Regions from separate parts of the Homo sapiens genome. Here region 2 is linked to region 1. A link is an interaction called in ENCODE POLR2A ChIA-PET data of the cell type or tissue named here. Cell type or tissue: Panc1. All regions are shown on one strand.

Region 1 (2,500 bases):
TAAATTCAAGCCATGGTCTAGGCCACCAAATGAGCCTGATGAGCCAAAAAGCTGGGCGTGGGGTCTCAGGTGGGCTCCTGAGGACCCTGTTGCCACCCAAGGCGGAATGCAAGGCAGCCCCATATAAGCCAGGAAGTGAGAGAAAGTGTCCTGCTATAGGGCAGCGGCCCCCAGGCTGGAGGAGCCAGCTGTCTTACCAAGACCATAGGCACCGAGTGCCTGCCCCCAGGACGAGTGTTTCTGGTGGGCACAGCCAGAGCCGAAAGGCCCAGCCGCTTTGCAAAATGAGGAAGGTGAGTCCCAGGCCAGGCCAGTGCCACTGCCACAGCCATGGAGGCACCTCTCCTGTGCCTTACTCCAGCAAAGGGTTTCTGTGGAGTAACAGGCAGGGCTGGGCACTGGCTAGATGGTGGGAACACCTGGATTTTAGCTCCAGCTCTGCCAGGGACTTGTCGTGTGACCTCGTCCCCTCTGGGGTTTGACTCAGCATCTAAATGAGAAGGTTGGCCTGGATGGTCTCCAGGGCCTTTCTGTGCTGCCATTACCATCATTGCACATGGTAATGAAACATTACACTCCCCGATGCAGTGATACTGGACAGCATGCAACGTGCTGGCCTTCCCCTTGGACTCGTGCGACAGCCCCCAGCGATGCTGGCAGGAGGAGGCCAGAAGTTCTGTCTCTAAATCCAGCGCTCCTTGCACAGAGCCCAGGTCTCAGGGGCCTGTAGACACTTAGGCAAGATGCGCCTAAGTGGCAGGGGGCAGGGCCAGGCAGAGAGGAGCTCAGTAAGGAGCTGGGTGCTGGTCCACAGGGGAGGAAGCACTATTCACAGCCCCTGGCTACCTCCAGTGAGGGGGCTCTGGCTGCAGTGGCAGGCGAGCATGCTGCAAGAGGCTAGGAAGACAGACGGCCTTCTCAGCCTCCTGGAATGTCTGACCCTGCTTGAAAAGCAGAAGCCAGACCACTTTCTTCCCCTAGGGCCCCAGTGAGCCACTGTTGTGGCCTCCCCAGCCTACTGCCACGTCTTACAACCTGGGCTAAGCTATTTTCAGGTCAGGTCTCAGGTCTCCAAGCTGCCCAGACTCTTACCAGAGGCAGAGATAATAAGGCCCAGGGGATATAAGAAGGCCACCTCCCCAGGAAGCCCATTCTGCCTTCTCCAGCCTTAGACTCAGCCCAGAGAGAAGTCTCCGAGGATACAATCTCTGAGGCAGAGAATGGAAGAGACTTCCTGAGGACCAATTCACCACATTCTGCAAGGTCCTGAGAAGAGAACTAGGGGAGAGGTATCCTTCTGGGCTCCATACGATGTGGAACTTTCTAGACAGAGGGAGCTGCTGGGGAGGCAGGGAGCAGCCTGTCCGTGGAGGCATGCAAGCCCACATGGGAAGGTGCTCTATGGGGATAGCGTAGATGGGGCATAAGTCATCCGTATGACAGGCATCAGATGAGATGGGCGCCAAGGTCCCTAATGGTCTTGGGAATCAAAGGTGCCAAGAATACCAGAAATAGGAGCATCCAGAGCCTTCGGGTGGAGCAGAGCTGCCCAGACCCCTCTGGGGAGCTGGCTAGGAGGGAGGCCATCCACAAGGCAGAAGGCGCCAAGACTTCTGAGGCCCATGAGGATTCCAACCCCCAATGCAGACCCACTCCTTCTGCCTAAAGGGGTCAGTCCTGCAGATGAAGCACAAGCAGAAATGCAGATGTCAACCCAGGCCAGGTGGGAGGAATCAGAAGGCCATTCTTTTGCAGGAGATAAACTGACGTCAAACTCACAGCTTCACAGCCCCATCGCCAAACACCAAACAAGAAATCACACCTGAGGCCCGGCGCAGTGACTCACGTCTATAATCCCAGCACTTCGGGAGGCCAAGGCGGGCGGATCACCTGAGGTCAGGAGTTCGAGACCAGCCTGGCCAATATGGCAAAACCCCGTCTCTACTAAAAATACAAAAATCAGCTGGGCATGGTGGTGTGGGCACCTATATTCCCAGCTACTCAGGAGGCTGAGGCAAGAGAATCTCTTGAACCCGGGAGGCAGAGGCTGCAGTGAGCCGAGATCGTGCCACTGAACTCCAGCCTGGGTGACAAAGCAAGACTCAGTCTCAAAAAAAAAAAAAAAAAAAAAAAAGTCACACCCGAGCTTTCTGCTCTTCTCCCAGGATCTGAGGCGCAGGGAGGTTGTGGAGCTCAGGTATGCCGGGCACACAGGGCAGACAGGCGGAGAGCCAAGAAATCCCCTTACTTGCTCCCAACCATCACAAAGCCCACTTCTCAGGATCCCAGGAAGGTGGGGACATGAGGACTGCGAGCAGGGAGGCAGAGTGACTCATGCACAATTACAGAGTGGCCGGCCAGCGGCTCTCTGGAGGCCCCAGGCTGCCTCTCCCCACCAACAGCACAACAACCCCAGCTAAGGACTCCTAACCAGCTTACACCAGCCGGGCAATCTGAAGACACCGTGTGCCCCTCAATATAAGTGCCAGTGGTCCCCACA
Region 2 (2,500 bases), 450 kb after region 1:
TCCTCCAAGAAACCTCCCCAGGCTACACTAGTTCACACAAGTGTCTCTGGCATTTATCAGACTCCTGTTATAAAATCTTGCACTTAACTTTTCTTCCATCATCTCATACCTGTTAAAATTTTTCTCTGTGTCTAACATGACATATAGAACCTTATTTATGGTGCGCTGTTGAAGAGGTTGTTTGAAGGTCACCAACATTCAAGAAGAAGTATCCCATTTTCTTCTACCACTTATAGTCCAATGTCTTCATTTTACAGACAGGGAAGCTGAGGCTCAAAGAGAGGATATGCTCTTGCTAAGGTCTACCTGAATTCACATAGTGAGTCAGTGATAGGGCTGAGGCTAGAGCCCCCAGCCCTGCAACTTCAATCCCCAGCCAATTCTGTCTTTTCGGGCCTCTCTTTGACAGATGGTTTTCCTCCGCATGGATGCCTCAAGTTCCTGAGAGCTCGACCCCATGGAAGGCAGTTTATGCAGTGCTGGGCAAAACCCCAGCTTCTTCCACCAAGCAAAAATTTGCTTTATTGCAGCCTCCATCCACTGATCCACCTTTGCCTCTTATTCATTTGTGTTATCTCACATTCATTCATTCATTCATTCATTCATTCACTTGTGCCAGGAGAATTAAATAAGAATGTCTTGCCCCCCAGAGTTGAGACAGTTGCACAAAGCATTAAATGCCTGAGTGAAATACTGAGCTCCAGGAGGGGAGGGGCCATGTCTGTGTTCTCTCCCTGTATCTCTAGGGTTAGGCCAGAGTGAGTAGCACTGCAAAAGTGCCAATCAGTACTTATAGAATAAAAAGACATAATGAATGATAGTGATATGAAACAGGAAAAGGATTGTAACAAAGAGAGACCAGCTAGTTGTGCTTATGTTTGGGTTGGGGAAAGGAACAGTCAAAGTGGGCTTTCCCAAGGAGGTGGCCTTTGAATTAGGTGGGAGAGGGGCTGGGGCTTCTGTAGACAGGGAAGTAGGCAGGGCCCAGCAGGAGCAGAGACAACACTCAAAGAACAGGGGATTCCTGGGCACTGATAAAACCTTCTGTTTGACGCGATCATAGGGCAGGAATGGGAGAAAGGAAAAAATGAGGCAACTAGAGATGACTGGGCCATGAGGGGGCCTTGAACCCTAAGCTAAGGTATCTGGAATTGACCTAAGGTGCAGGGGAGGCAGCACTGGGTTTCTACAAGGTGAGTGACAAGATCTGAGCAATGCTTTAGAAAGATCACCATGGTGACTATGTGTGGAATGCATCCGCCAGGCTCACGGTTCATGTGGGGACCCATCAGGAAGCTGGTGCAATTGTCCAGGTGAGAGATGATTACAGGGCCGCCAAAAGACCAATCATTTTCCAGTCGAGTGGTAATTGGGCATTCGAAACGCAATCCCAGGGTCACCAGTGTCCCCAACCATAACTTCCTCTCTGCTGCAGGCTCACCCTGCGTGAGCAGCTTAAGCAGCTTACAGCTAATCCTGTGCCGGCTCTCAGGCACCTTCCCAAACACCGTGGTGGCCAGCACCAGGTGGGCAGAGCTAGGCTTCTGCACGAGGACTCTAACATCTTTCTCAGACCTTCTCGGGGCCACCATTGGCCTCTGTACAGCCCCGAGCCTGCTGCATCAGGCCCCAGAGCATTCTCAACCCCTTTCCAGCAAGCTGGAGTGCAGGGCTGGCAACATTCTCCCCAAGATGGCCTCCCTGGCTCTCAGGCCCAAATTGATTAATCATCACTTGATTCCAGCTATCAGCTCTGCTGCAATTGGCATATTTATTTCTAATCAGCTCTTAAAAATGGCATCATTCAAAAGTGCTTAACCACATTACTTAATTCTCAGCCTGTATTGCTATTGATTTCAAATATTCTCCTCAAGATATGGCTCATCATTCAATGCAGAAGTCTGTTTATATAATAATCTTATCTGGTTACTAAAATCTGTGAAATCTCTTCAATTGCTTCTAATGCAAGATCGGAGGCTGGTTGCTAAATGAGTCAATTTTACTTTAATTTGGTTTATTTACAGTACATGTTTTAATGTTCCGCATTCCCGTCTTTCGCAGCAATGCTGAGAATAAAGGCAAACAGGTGAGGAGCGAGGCCTGTCCTTTTCTCAGTCTGCAGGAGTCAAGGCCGCTTGACTGAGCTCCCTGGCTCTGCGCGCCAGCAGAGAGCCTGCAGTGGTTCTCAAATGCCAGCAGCAACAGTGCAGTGCTATCAAAAGAGAACTGGAGGGGAGTCACACGGACTTGCTTCAAGTCTGCCATTCACTGAAGATGAGCAGGATGCTCGACATTACAGAGCCTCAGTTTCCCATCTGAGAAATGGGGATAATGTAACTAACATGCTTCCAGGTGTGTTAGGAAGACCACCCGTGACTCCAAGTTTACGTGCACACCATTGCTATTCCACACGTGAGAGTTCCCAGCTCCTTCGGCTTTCATGGCAAAACCTCAGGACCTGCCTTTCACCAGACAGTGCCTATGTCTCTTTGCCAATCTT

Evidence for each region. Peaks named below come from ENCODE experiments on the same cell type or tissue, not always from the same donor. Only the 100,000 strongest peaks of a DNase experiment are listed, where the experiment ranks them.
Region 2: POLR2A ChIA-PET joins it to region 1 with 21 read pairs; 2 of 35 experiments call an interaction of 5 or more read pairs at or near these places.

The regions. Positions count from the first base shown.
Region 1 is chr10:79,079,935-79,082,434 of GRCh38, reverse strand. All of the region lies in intron 1 of ZMIZ1 (zinc finger MIZ-type containing 1), which reads right to left. Among named protein-coding and RNA genes, the nearest start is that of ZMIZ1, 12 kb to the right of the region's middle. RefSeq lists an enhancer at 1,842-2,351. In Panc1, no CTCF peak of the experiment used is centred here; no DNase peak of the experiment used is centred here; H3K4me3 peaks cover 254 bases; H3K27ac peaks cover 2,228 bases.
Region 2 is chr10:78,625,532-78,628,031 of GRCh38, reverse strand. No RefSeq gene overlaps it. Among named protein-coding and RNA genes, the nearest start is that of LINC00595, 360 kb to the right of the region's middle. In Panc1, no CTCF peak of the experiment used is centred here; no DNase peak of the experiment used is centred here.